Linked DNA regions of Homo sapiens: region 2 is linked to region 1. Evidence: chromatin contacts called from ENCODE Hi-C or POLR2A ChIA-PET data. All regions are on one chromosome and are shown on one strand. Each heading gives the region's core, a stretch centred on a gene start or an enhancer-like site at or near the end of the contact. The rest is flanking DNA. Distances are from core to core; before and after follow the strand shown. Region 1 overlaps ELMO1 (engulfment and cell motility 1). Region 2 holds the start of GPR141 (G protein-coupled receptor 141).

Region 1 (7,321 bases), core at 1,291-3,790:
TTCAGAAGTCACAGATTTGCTTTTTATATAGTGTTTGGTATTTGCATTATCTACGACAATGTGCCTTTCTGCTAGCACAGGTGTCAAGAGCTGAGAACACTAACTTTGGAATTCCTTAGATCAGTGTTTTTCAGAGTAAGCTCTGGGTTACACAGGTTCCACGATGTGTTGGGTGGGGCAGAAGAAAGAAAGGGAGTATGAGATAAAGGAAAGGATTCTATGATGTAATGTTTTGAGAAACTCCATCTCTTATCTACAAACATATTAACATCTACAAGTTAAATCTGTTCACCTTCTTAAACCTAGCATTTCACAAACATTTGGTCATGTGAGGCCTTTTATCTCCTAGCATAACACCTATGAATTTCTCAGTTCCCTTTAGAAATTGTCACTTTGAGCATTTGACATGGCATTGCTAAAGGGCCATTAGAATAGAATGCCAAACCTAATAATTTGGATCTCTAGGAAGAAGTTCCATGGCTTCAGTCTTGTGACCAGTCCTGGGCAAATGGCCAAACATGTACTTTCAAAGGATTGAACTCATCTTCTCCATTTGGAAGATACTGCATTCACTCTACAAAACATCCTGAGAGGGGGGCCTCATTCCTCTGGTTTCACAGATGAGCAAACTGATGCTCAGAGATGTAAATCAATTTGCCTCAGATCACACACCTGGGAAGTGGCAGGACTTGAATTCTGCTTCCTAAGCCTTTCTGCTTACTCCACCCCAGGTGCCTTGGATTTGAAATCGTGTTAGTAAGCTAGCATCACCTTAGCTTCGTGCTGAATGATTTCCAGGGAGCAAGAGTTTTAGAGGTAGAGGTTAACATTAATTTGTAATTTACATAAAACCAATGGACTATACAATCATCATTTCACCAATGGCTATACACAGACAATTTTTTTCAAGGTACAATAGTCCAAAGCACTCCCCTGTCAGTCCAGACCTCCAGGTAGCTGCTTCACAACCTGGCGGATGTGGATCAAAGAATAGTAAAGGCCACTGGGAGGCACCCAACCCTGACTCACTAAGGAGGCATCCCCCTCTCTGCCATATCTAGAACGTCTTTCCTCTTCTATCAGGAAGCGCAGCTGCACATTACTTACTTCTAAGATCCCTCAGCTATATCTAGAAAAACAAAATGATTTACCAGAGCATGTCAACAATGCTTAAAATAGAAATATAAAGTAATTACAAGTGACAACCCTCAAATTGTAGTGAGGCTTAAAAGCAACATTTTCTCTGTCTCAGGAGACAGGTGGGTGCTGCCACCCTCTGAGGAGGCTTATGACATGGATGGGGATTTCAGGAGGGAAATGAAGAGGACGTTTTCTTTGGCGTAGACAACAGATTATCTTTAGTCACATAAAAACCATAGATTTGCATGGAGAGGGAATAAATCTGGACAAATGGCATAGTTTACCTTTAAGAAAGCACTTGCTTTGATGGTGGGTTCACTGTGTTCTGGCTTGAAGGAATGATAACATGAGATCATACACAGCTTTGCATGCTAATTAGATTTAGTGCCCTAGCCAGGAAATTTTTTAGGCTCTGTAAAAAATCTACACTTATAATGAACACTTCCCAAGAAAATGAATACACAGTACAGAAAGGCCTTTCTCAGTAACTGATAAGATGCTCGCAGGAAAGAGAAGAAAAGATGTCCAAGGATCTGGAAGGAAAAAGGCAGTCCTGACAGCACGCCACTGACAGCTTCCAGAATTCTCATGCAGCAAAAATCACCATGACCAGCCACCTTCAGATCATGGTCACGGCAGGCTGGCATGTGGGACAGTTCAGTGTGACACAGACTACCTGCGGAACCTGGGTCCTACCTCAGAGGTGCTCATGGTGAGGGCTACTGCCTCATTCCCTTTGAGCTCCAGTTCCCACATCTGTACACTGGGGACAACGCTGGCCACTGCAGCGGGTCGAGGTGGGTGAACATGCAAATGAGCAGGCGACACATTCATTAAAGTCCTTCCACTGTGTACGTTCAGTATCCCTTATCTACTATGGTTATGCAGTTCTGTGACTGTCAACAATACCTTTTCTTTTATGCGTAAAAAATTCAGAGTAACACGGTGTTTATATAAATCCAGTCTTCCCTTTCCCCTACCTTTTGTAAGCTCTGCCTCAGCTAAGCTGCCACACTCATCCTAACAAAAGGGCCACTGGCCTCTCCTTGTCTCTGTGCTCTCTGTTGGCATTTTAGATCTTCAGTCATGAGAGGCTCTTTGTTCAACTGCTTGATCACCAATTTCATTCATAGACAATTTGATTGGAGTTTTGGGGGATAAGGACTGTCCTGTTCCTATTTCTATCCCCAGAATCTGGCATAGAACCATGTACAACTGCTACGTAAGAAAGTTTGAATGAATGAGTAACTGGAATATTTAATGCTTCGAATAAGTGAAGTGTATTATATGCCTCTAAATAGTTCATTCACTCCTTACTCAAGAAACATGTATATTACTTTTAGTTTTCAGAACGCTTTGCACTTTTGTTTTCAATTGCAGAACATATTTTCATAACAAAAAGGAAATGAAACCTTAACCCCAGTTCTGAATAACAACACTCATCTTTTTCCTCGAGAGCTCCCTTCCTGGCTTTCCATGAAAGTCATGCTAACTTCTGCTCTGAGGGTGGATATACACTAGACAGGGTCTGCACAATCCTTTAGGAAAATCACAACAATAGGGCTGGTTTCACATTTAAAAAATGATCAGGAAACATAAAAATGATCAAGAAAAGAACAGGGAGAGTAAGAGAGCAAGATGGAGGTGGGGAGTACCACAGGTGGGGCATCTCTGCTCAATGCCACCTGGTATTGCCACAAGAACACATGCAGCTCTTATGTGCTTCACAGTGATCTTAGAACGTTACATAGATTAACTATTCCTCATGGCAACTTTCCCTATTTTAAACATAAGGACATGAACATAGAAAGGCTAAGTAATTTGCTGCAGATGACTCAGCTAGTAAATGTCAGAGCAGGAATCTGAACTTGGCAATGTGGCTCCAGAATCCCTGCTTGCCACCTGACACTAGGCTGCTTCTTGGGCACGACAATCCTGAGAATCCAATTATCACCATCTGTATTTTTAAAATGGAGAAGTTGAGATTCAAAGAGACTCAAACTTGACCAAAGTCCACCAGCTCACACGAAGGAGTGCACGATTCAAACTAAAGTCTGCTTGATTTCAAAGCCCACATGATTTTCACTCTACTCCTGGGACCTCCCGTATAATATTTTCTATCCTTCTCACAGGCTTAGCAAAAGATGATTCATTATTTTCTCTGCTGAGCATCTTGCTAAGTTCTACTGGTGAATATCAAGCTGTAATTTTACTCATGAAGCATGTCACTGGTCTCTTCCCCAATGAGGAGATCAGTTTCTCTGATGACCGGAGCTCCTTGAAGTCAACGGGACTTCACAGACATTGATTTGTTGCCTGCTGGAAGCCAGTTGTATAGAAAGTAATTGGGAAGCACAATGGAGTGGATGTAGCCCAGCCTAGGAAGTGTTCCCAGCCCTTAGTGAAAACATAGGCCCTCATACATGGAGACAAGATTTGGGAGAAAAGGCCCAAAGCTCTAAAACACTAGTACACCTTCTTAATGTAGAATTAGAGCTAGAAGGGGCTGCCCCACCAGAAAAGCAAAGGAGCCTATGCTAGCAGTGACTGGTTGCCTTGAAGTGGGAATAAAGGGTCCTGAATTCACTCTGCGAACCCAGGGCAATAGCAAGTGTATTTGCTGTCCTTTCCAACGCCTGCTGACTCACGGCAGCTTTGCTCTACTCTCCGGGGATAAGGCTAAAGAAAACGCCACAAGTTTGCTCTGGGTGTGGTACCATCATTACTTCATTATTCACAGGTGATTTCCTATTCCAGTTCTCAACATTGTTTTCTTCCTAATTTTCAATTATGATTGTTTAATTGCACAAGGTCCATTATTGTCATACATTTTCTCAAAGCCTTTGTAGGATATAAAATAAGTTTTTAAGTTACTATTGCTATCTTAGGTACCTTCTAGAATCCTCTGACTCACTTTTATATGGTTTCTTCCTTTTCTACTTTCACAAGGGTTTTGAAAGGGCTTACAATACAAATGCACTAAGTCAATGAGCCTAAGGAAAGAAGTTGGAGCAGAAAATAAACATTAGGGAGGGAAGGAGGGAGGTACAGGCATACCCCAAACCGGAGCCCAGCCTCAGTGACGGGCATTTAACTTAGCACGAAGCTTTCCGGGAATCCCTAGAACGATCATTTAGAATGTCATTACCTCAATCAGCTTTATTAGAGTTATGGGCTCTTAGTTGCATAGTTGAAAAATAAGAATGCCTCTGTTTTTCCAATAGTGGCTCACTGTGTTTCCCTTAGCTCCCTGGATGGGGTTAAATCGGGCAAATTTCCCCAGTGAGATGACTTGCTGTGGCTCCATACCCCTCACATTCCCCTTAAGTCAGAGTCCATGCCTGCTAACATAATAGCCTGACATACTGCCCAGAGTCCTTGACGGTACTATTTTTAGCAACAGGGCCATGTGGCACACAGTCTAGAGTGACTGTATCTCACTCCATCCAATTTTCTTTTCAACTGGACCAACTTTAATTAAAAGGGGCGAACACATCCCCAGATCAGACAGATTCCCACTTTGGACTGTAGAACCCAAGGAAGTGACATTTTTAAGAAACTCCTTTGGAATCCTGGAATGAAAGGCATCGGAGGTAGGTTATTGAAATGACTGATCTCCACCTGTCCCTGCCTCTCCTGCCAAAGGAGGATGGGACGTGGACAGTCTGCAGGCACAGCAGAGGTAGCCTGAGCTGGGAACAGGAACAGCAAAGCTGACAGCTGTGCTTTTCTGCACCAAGCACCCTGGGAAAAATCAACACTTGGGCAGCCCTGCTGCCATCTGTGGCGTTTCTGCAGCAGACAGGTTATTTATAGAAACTTGTTTGTGCAAAGCCAATATTTACCTGTCGGGGCTGTCAAAATTTACATTTCATCTGTGCCATTAGCCTGCTGTTTCCCTGTCAATAAAGGAAATTTCCATCACTAGAAAGGGAGACTGGGGGCAGCTATGAGGACTACAGTCCCCTCCCAGTAAGTGAGAGAATGAGTGGTATTCATGGTTACAGGGTAAGTGCATCTGTTGCCCAAGTGGCCACTGGACCCTCATGCTATGCTATGAAGACAAAGAGTTGTCAAGACCCAAAACTGGAATTCTCCCAACTGCTTCTTTGTAATTTAATCTTCAAAGCCACCCTTAGTTAAAATGAGAATGGCATGTTCCGCAACCACCTCTGTGTTTGTGTTGCTCCGTGCCTTCCAAAGGACTATTGTTATCTGTGGTAAGGATGAGGGGTTGGGGGCTCTCCCTAAAAACCCACTTTCTTCTAAAACCATCAAGATCCTCCATTTTTCACTGAAAATAGTCATCTCTTCTACTTCTCTGATTATCCTCTTCAGTCTTTTGGGAGTTCATCTTCTCCTGCCTGTCTCTTAAATGCAGATGCACAGTCCTGGTCCCTTCTTCTCTTCTCACTCCCCACCTTCTTCCTCGGTGAGATCATCTATTCAAATGACTTAACAGTTTTATCTAATTCTTGTGACTCCAATTTCTCCAGCCCATCTCACTCACCTTTCCTCTATAGGCTCTTCAGCAAAATTTAAAAATAATCACAATGAATTAATTTATTTTTTAATTGTCAATTTATCTTTTTGTTATTTTTTAAAAATTATTTTAGATTTGGGGGTACACGTGCAGGTTTGCTACATGGATATACTGCACAATGCTGAGGTTTGGACTTCTATTGAACCCGTCACCCAAATAGTGAGCACAGTACCCAATAGGTAGTTTTTCCAACCTTGCCCTGCTCCCTCTCTGCTTTGGGAGTCCCCAGTGTCTACTGTTTCCACTCTTATGTCCCTGTGTACCCAATGTTTAGCTCTCACTTATAAGGGTGAACATGCGGTATTTGATTTTGTTTCTGTATTAATTCACTTTCTAGCTTTGAGCAGGACAGTATCTCCATTTGGATGTGCCCAAAGCACTTCACATCTAGTTCATCCACTGAGCTCATCTCTCCCATATTCCTGGTGTGCTCTTATTCTCACATTCTCTATCTCAATTGCAGGTACTATTGCCCACCAATAAATCATCCCCAGTTTCTCATTTTCCAACTCACTCTCCATCACAACCTATCAACCACCCAAACCTGTTGATCCCACATCTTAAACACGTACTGACCACATTCCCAATCTGGGCCATGACGTTGATCAGGTGTTTATCTCCTGCTTGGATCAGGCGTTGGCCTCCTAATCTTTTCAGTCCAAAGAGTTTTCTTTCCAAAGCACAGATCTGATCATGTCTTTCCTTAGCCTAAAATATTTCTGTGGTCTTCAATAACCTTGGGTCAAAGTCTGAACTCCACAGCAATTTATACGAGGCCCTTCCTAAGCTGACCTGGCTCACCTCACCTGCTGCATTTCTTGCTCCTTTCCTCCTCAAACTCTGACCAGTGACCTAGAAGCATCCTTCTCTCTTCTGGCCTCCACCCAAGAGGCCACTCCCTCTGCCTGGAATGTCCCATCACCTCCCCACAACCACCTAGGCCCTGAGGATTCTTTTCCTGGCTGACTCTCTTTCCTCCTTCAGGATGTAGCCCAGGTTTATTTAACTGAATAATATGGCAAAATTAATGAAGGTCGAGTTCAAGTGACATAAGCTAGGCAAACACTTGTCTATCATAGACACAGTCAAGTGAGTTATTGTGCGTTCTTTGACTTATTATCCCCAACTCCTATGTCGGTTCCTAGCATGCAGAAGATGCTCAATAAGTGTAGTTTGAATAGATAAGTGGTGAAAAACATAACTAGGATCAAGAGGTACTTGATTTTATATAAAATATTTATCTTAGAGAAGTTTATAAGTACTTAAGAGGACAAACACTTGGTTCTTAAAATCATTTAGAGGGGTAGACAATGGGCGGGGTGGGGAGGACCACTATGTCCTGCACTGGTGGGTTGGGTGAAGGACGCTAAGGCAATGTGAGGGACCCAAGTTGACATCATCATGTGCAAAAGACACCAGACTCCTTCAACCAAAGTCCGGAGTAAGGAGAAGATTTCACATTGAGTTAGAATGTCATCTATGCACCAGGCACTTGGCATACATTGTCCTTTTATCCTTACAAAGGTTCTACAGAGCACATCATTTCATCTCTCTTTTACAGATTAGGAAACTGAGGTTCAGAAAAATTAAATCAACTGTATAAAATCACACAGCTACTACCCCTCCACAGAGCAGTAA
Region 2 (7,321 bases), core at 2,807-5,306, 740 kb after region 1:
TTGGGGTTTTAAATTTGCTCTCTTACTCTTTGTTTTCTACTTATCTATTCATTCTATATGTCTTTTCTGTACTTTTTGGCATTTTTTTGGATAATATTTCTTCATTCCATTTTTTCCTGTTTTATCTTGCTAATTTTGTTGTTATTTTTTAGTCACTATTCCAAAGATGATGGTGAGCATTCTTGATTGATTAAAGTCTAATGTTAATTAGTACTTTTACCACCTTCAAGAAGATGCAAAGATTTTAGAACACTTGAATTCAATTTATATCTCTCCATGCTTTATCCCATTATTGTCAGGAATTTTGACTCTACCTATATTTCAAATCCTGTTAGGTGATTACTATTGTTATTGTAAATCTTTGATATGTACATAGGTTTACCCACACATTTGCTCTTTCTATTGCTCTTGGTTTCTTTGTGCAGTTCTGGCTCTCACCTGGGATTGCCTTTGCACTTTTGGAATCACTCCTTTTAGCATTTCCCTTAGTTCATGTTGGTGGGTTACAAATCATCATAGTTTCAGTTTGTCTGAAAATATTATTGTGTCATCAAGATGATGGATATTTTTATTGCATAAAGAACTCTAAATTAGCAGTTATTTTCTTTTACAATTTTGAAGATGTTGTTCCATTTCCTTTGGGTTCCATTGCTGTTGTTGAAAAGGCTGTCTTCAATCTTATTGTTGCACACTTAAAAGTTTTTGCCTCCGAACAGATTTTAAGTTTTGTTTTTGTTTTTTCTTTAGAGATGGAGGTCTCACTATGTTGCTTAGGCTGGTCTCAAACTCCTGGCTGAAAGCAATCCTATCATCTCAGCTTCTCGTGTAACATAATTTTAAAATTTCTTTCTTCATTTTTTTATTTCATATATTGGACCTTGGTAGAGTTTTTGTTGTTGTTTCTATTCTCTTTGGGATTCATAGTGCTTCTTGAGTCTATGTCTTTTTTTATTATGATTTTTTAAAAAATGTATTGCCCTTTAAAATATCGTTTCTTCCAAATTCTTCCTCTTGTTTCTTTCCAGAGCAACATTATAGGCATGTTAAAACTTTGCCCTATGTCTTTCATGACTTTTGTGTGATTTTATATAATTTTTATCTTTTTTTTGTTGCCATTATTCAATCTGGTATTTCTTTTTTTTCTTTTTCTTTTTTTTTTGAGACTGAGTTTTGCGCTTGTCACCCAGGCTGGAGTGCAATGGTGTGATCTTAGCTCATTGCAACCTCTACCTCCTGGGATCAAGCGATTCTCCTGCCTTGGCCTCCCTGGTAGCTGGGATTACAGGCACCCACCACTATGTCCAGCTAATTTTTGTATTTTTAGTAAAGACAGGGTTTCACCATGTTGGCCAGGCTGGTCTTGAACTCCTGACCTCAGGTGATCCACCTGCCTTGGCCTCCCAAAGTGCTGGGATTACAGGTGTGAGCCACCATGCCCAGCCCAATCTGCTACTTTCTACTGACCTATATTTCAATTCCATCATCCTCTGTGTCTAATCTTCTATTAGTCTTCATCAGTTAAGTAACTTTAGTTGTTTTATTTTTCAGTTTCAGAATTTCTATTTTATTAAAAAAATTCTCTAGTGTAAATTTTCTATATTTTGTGTACTCTCTTCAAACATTGATTACAGCTATTTTAAAACCAATCAATTCTGAATGCCCTTGTGCATTTGTTTCTATTTTCTGTTTATTTTCATGGTCTGTTTTTCTAGACTTATCTTCAGACATGGCTTTTAATAGTTATTGAAATTTGGACATTGTGTTTAAAAAGTTTGAGAGTCAATTCATTGATCTGGTTAGTGTTATCGTCCTCCAGAGAGTATTTACTTTTGCTTGATGTGTGTGAGGAGGTCGTTATGACGATGGCAAATCTCCTATCTATTCAGTGATTGTCTACCTAATTCAGCAATTTAGGTGATTTGAAATTGGGCTCCCACTTTGTGATGGTACAATATTTTTAGCACATGCTGTCTCCTAGGGTGTAGCCCTTCAGGGGTCCTAACTGAAAATTTGAGGTAATTATAAGGGCACCACCTCCTTGGTGGTCTCTGTTTGCTTCTTAAACTAGATTTCCTTAACTTCTGAGCATCTTAGCCACTGTATTTCACCTGTTTCTTCACCTCTCAGTGTCCAGTTTCAAATCAGCAGTGCCTTGAGTAAAAAGTACTCAGGAGTTGAAAATCAGATTCACTGATTTGTACTTCCTGTCTTCTGGGGATTTTATTTCTTCAAGGTGTCATTGCCTGGGCAGCTTTCTGAAGCCTTCAAACTTATAGGTTTTGCATTCTGTTCATTTTTGTAAGCTGCTCTCAGCAGGAGGGTTTGTCAGCAACAATCTTCTCTACAACTAATAAAGCTTGAAATATCTCTAGCATGAGTTATTTTGAAGCAGATAGCATTTTAACTCATATGGCAGAAAGAACGCACATCTGCTGAAATTGAAGAGTTTCCTGATGCAGAGGCCTTCTCTTCAAACTAAGAAACAAAGTTGGAAGCACTTAGAACATTATGTTTGGAGTAAGAAATGTGAATACTGATGAAAACAGAACTGCAAAAATTTCGCCTAAAATAATGAGTGTTTTAGCACTGTAAAGAATACCAGGAATCACCCCAAATTACCAAAGTTATCATTCTACTTAGGGACCTTAAAATAGAAAGAACCCAGGGCCAGTATCATTTTGATGCCTTTTAAAATTTCTTTTTGAAATAGTGAAATGTCACAATGGATTTTAAAAATAGGGGAATGTTGAAAATGTTGATATTTAATAAATTAGTACTTTTTAATTGACCAATTTCTATATAATATTAACATGCTGTCTACATCAGGAGTTCTCAACCCCTGGGCCACAGACCAGCAGTGGTTCGTGGCCTGTTAGGAACTGGGCTGTACAGAAGGAGCGGAGCAGTGCACGAGTGGGCCAGCAAAGTTTCGTCTATATTTACAGCTGCTCCCCATCACTTGCATTACTGCCTGAGCTCCACCTCCTGTTAGATCAGCAGCGGCATTAGATTCTCATGGGAGCATGAACCTTATTGTTGAATTGTCCATGCTAGGGATCTAGGTTGCAGTGTTCCTTATGAGAATCTAATGTCTGATGATCTATCATTGTCTTCCATCACCCCCAAATGGGACCATCTAGTTGCAGAAAAACAACCTCAGGGCTTCCACTGATTCTACATTATGATGAGTTGTATAATTATTTCATTATATATTATCATGTAATAACAATTGAAATAAAGTGCGCAATAAATGTAATGTGCTTGAATCATCCAGAAAACATCCCCACCCCTGTCTGTGGAAAAATTGTCTTCCATGAAACCTTTCCCTGGTGCCAAAAAAGGTTGGGGACCACCGATTTACATAATTAGAAAGTTTATAAAATCCTAATTTATAGAGTGGTCATCAAATGGTAGGAAAGTTCAAGCAGTTTGAGGAACTGATGTTTTTTTTTCTCAATACTTGCAGTGCATCTCTATGACTGTATGGGCAGCTTCTTCTGGAGATAATGTTGACAGTCTAAAAAGTTAAGCTGTGACGATTTACTCCCCTCCCCTGCCCCTATAGCACACTCTGATTTTAAATATTTTCTCTCTTAATTCTAATTAAATGACATAATTATAGTGCCATATCCCAGTCAATGCCATTTATCAGTGACAGCTAATTAACACAATTATAAAAGTGGGAGCCCTAAGTTACCAGTGAGGTATAGAGCAACTCTGGAAATTTTCTCCTTACTGAAAGGAAATATTACACATATTCCTTCACCAGAAGAACAATACACAGTTTACCTTCCCTTTTTGTTTTTGATAATACCACTTTGTTCCCCATTCTCTACAAAATTTAGTTTGAAGAACATTTTAAAAACTTGATTCATCGTAGTCATCAATCCTTCATAAATATTTCTTGACAATTGGCCTCTCTGTAGTTTGCAACCTGGACTACTCATGTTTAAGAGCTTGGTTTTTCAAGACTATTGTGTTTCAAATGGTTTTGAGGTTTTATGGTCTGTTGACATTCTGAGGAACTTAGAACACATTCACTTCCTTTTGCTTGGTGAGCTGTCCAGAGCCTTTGCAAATGCATGCAGAGCATGGAAATGACCCAGCTGCCCTGCTGTTGAAACAGAATCCTATTTGGAAGGCAGACATGTGGCCCATCTCTGTAGCCATCACTGAGAAATCTGGATTTTCAAGGTAAGTGCAGATGACTTAGGTTTGGGGAGACATGAATGAAAGTGCTATAGAAATAAAGCACACTTAATTTGTTGGCATAGTCCTAATTCAGAATCTTCAAATGGTTCTGCTCTAAAAAGCAAGCTTATTCTCTGACCACAACTCCTCCTTTATAGAAAGAATTGTTCTATTCTTACTGCTTAGGATATGCTGCTCTGAAAGTAAAACCTAATATTTATGGGTAAATGTGAACAAAAATGATTTCAGAATCTCTCTGTCAAAAAACCAGCTAAACATATCATAGAATTTTTTAGAGCAGTTGGCACTATTGAATTTGTGTATAATTATTCAAATGCTTATCTTTTAAGTGATGTCTTAATTTCCTTTTGTTATGAAAATCCTTTAACTCTATTACTGCATTATTTTCAGATAGAGTTTGAAACTATTCAGGCAGCCCTAGTCAATAGAAGGAAACAATCTGTAAGCAATCAAGTACTTAGAAATTTCTAAAAGAAGTATATTCAAAATAACATGTGAAATAATGGTAATTATAATTCTTTCCATCCCACTTTTAAAGTACTACTTAACAGGAAGGATCTGAAAATAACTTCTTAAATAAGATAAATAAAAAGAACAACATCTGTTCAAATAATTTTACTTTAAGTAAAATACTTTCTATACCAGTATTTTCTACTTCCAAGAAGTAATATTTTTCAAATATGTGGAATGAAATATAATGCAAAGTTTTTAAACAATAAGTCAGTAATGCCTAACCTGAATATAGGCATTTAATTTTGTTTCTTTTACAAATTTGTTATATGACTTTTGATAGGTCACTTAATTCTCTGGACTTCAGCGTTCTACATAACTGCACAATTACTTATCTGAGAAATTACTTATTAAGTACTCCAGAATTACATGTCTTTGTTTTCTGTTTTATTGGGTTTAAATCAGTTAATTAGGATTTTAATCAGTCAATAGAAGTAATGGGAAGACCAATGGATGAGGAATCAGGTGGTGTGAATTCTAGTCCTCTGTTTTCTAGTAATTGGCTGCATAATTTGGGGGAATATTGTCTAAGGATTCCAGACCAGGGGTTGGCAAACTTTTTCTACAAAAGCCTTGATAGTAAATATTTTAGGCTTTGCAAGCCAAGAGGTAGAACTGAGGCTAATATATTGGTACTTACATAACCATTTAAAACTATAAAAACCATTCGTAGCTCACAGGCTGTATAAAAACAAGAAGTGAGCCAGCTTTGGCTTAGGTGACACAATTTTCCAACTATTCTTCTAGCAATGATTTTCAACAATTATAAAATGGAAGTTGTAGACTGGATAAGAGATGCTCAGCTAAGGGAGTTCCTGGATGGTCTTTAGATTGATACACCAATCCTCTGAAATTGCATGCAAAAATGTAAGTGTGTGTTTTTCTTTTCTTCCTTTTGTGCGTGTGTGTGTTTCTCTCCCTCCCTCCTTCCTTCCTGCCTGCCTGCCTGCCTGCCTGCCTGCCTTCCTGCCTTCTTCCCTCCCTCCCTCCCTCCATCTCTCTCTCTCTTTCTCTCTTTCTTTCTTCAGGGCCTTTCTCTCTGTTGCCCAGGCTGGAGTTTAGCGACTCAATCATGGCTCACTGACTGCAGCATCGACCTCCGGGGCTCAAGTGATCCTTTCATCTCAGCCTCCTCAGTAGCTGAGACTACAGGTACTTGCCACCACACCTGGCTAATTAATTAATTTTTTTTTTTAAATAGAGACAGGGTCTTGCTCATGTTGCCCAGGTTAGTCTCAAACTCCTGGGCACAAGTGATCCTCCTGCCTTGGCTTTTCAGAGTACTGGGATAACAAACATGAGCCACTGTGCCTGGCAGCACTTTTTTTTTTTTTTTTTTTTTTTTAAATAAGAAAAACACGGATTGATTTTCAAAGTGGTCCAAAATCCAATTGTAGTTAAGGACCACAGGTCTAGCTAATTTCTAAAAGTGCTTTCCAAATTTAAAATCAATGAGCCTGTGAAATGTTTACTGGTGTCTACTATGGGTAAGCCATTGTGCTAGCACTATAAGAGACGTAGCATGTTGTGACTAAAATAATGTGTTAAATATATTGTTAAATAATATGTTAAAAAATATATTTTTGGGACAGGGCCTCGCTCTGTCTCCAAGGCAGGAGTGCAGTGGCACAATCACAGCTCACTGAAGCCTTCACCTCCTGGAATCAAGTGGTCCTCTCACTTCAGCCTTCCGAATAGCTGGGAGTGCAGGTGTGAGCCACCCTGCCTGCCTTTTTTTTTTTTTTTTTTCTTTAGAGAGGGGGTCTCACTATGTTGCCAAGGCTGGTCTCAAATCCCTGGGCTCAAGCAGTCTTCCTGACTCAGACTCAGACTAAAAATATTTTAAAGAAGTTAGAATATGTGCAAGTCTGTGCTGTCTTTCAAAGTAATAACATTGAAAACAATTTTCAATTGATCAAAGATTTCTGAGACATTGCTTTGCAAAGTGTTTTCAAAGCTAGTTCATACGTTATACCAAAGTATTTTCCAAATTATGTTATTGTCCCATCTTATTTTGAATGACAATGTTATTATTCGTGACAGTCATAATCAAACTTAATCTAAGCATAGTCTGTTTCCTAAAAACATAATTTCCTTAAGGGCAGGAACTATGCCTTTGCTACCTTTATATTTTAGAACAGGGTTTGACCCATAATAAGTACCCAGCATCTTTGGAATGGTTATATGAGTGAATAAGTGAATGAAATGATGAAGGTATTATCATGGAGATTACGTACCATAGATAGTGAAGGCTTGGAACTCCAGATGGTCTAAAAGCAGTAGTTGCTAAGTCCAAAGATGGCTTCTCTTTTCAAAATTGGATGTAACTGTGATTTCAAAATAATTGGCCAACTCAATATTGCAGTTCCTGATGATTAAGTCACTTTTTAAAAAGAGTGAAATTTGTGGAATTTAATTAACATAGGAGAGAGAAATACTTTTTACAAGGTTGCTAGTAACCTACTCTCTGGGATGGCGTGAGTGGAGAGTGAAATTTTGTTAATGAAAAGCATTGCCATCAGCATCTGAGCCCCTCGTGTCCTGAGACTGGGTAGAAGATAGTATCAGCTGGAACATCATGCATAACTGGTAGCTTTTC

What was found. Hi-C counts contacts between places; a loop is a spot of excess contacts on that map. ChIA-PET counts read pairs that join two places held with the same protein, here RNA polymerase II (POLR2A). Pooled maps may share reads with other maps.
Region 2: a loop to region 1 is called in a pooled map, with 2.8 times the contacts of the local background. The contact joins the promoter of GPR141 here to the enhancer-like site in region 1. A Hi-C loop is called at or near these places in 2 of 37 single-sample maps with no recorded cell type and 3 of 50 pooled maps. POLR2A ChIA-PET finds 5 or more read pairs at or near these places in 1 of 52 experiments (K562).

What each region holds. Positions count from the first base shown.
Region 1 is chr7:36,941,236-36,948,556 of GRCh38, forward strand. The region is part of intron 16 of ELMO1 (engulfment and cell motility 1); the gene reads right to left. Among named protein-coding and RNA genes, the nearest start is that of MIR1200, 25 kb to the left of the region's middle. RefSeq lists an enhancer at 1,796-1,865. Within about 2 kb of position 2,541, at least 3 of the 41 ENCODE cell types and tissues checked have a DNase peak (open chromatin) inside an H3K27ac peak, as active enhancers do.
Region 2 is chr7:37,679,710-37,687,030 of GRCh38, forward strand. GPR141 (G protein-coupled receptor 141) reads left to right here and starts at 4,057. Exons shown (of 3, transcript NM_001381946.1): 1 at 4,057-4,194; 2 at 5,751-5,874. RefSeq lists an enhancer at 2,060-2,119.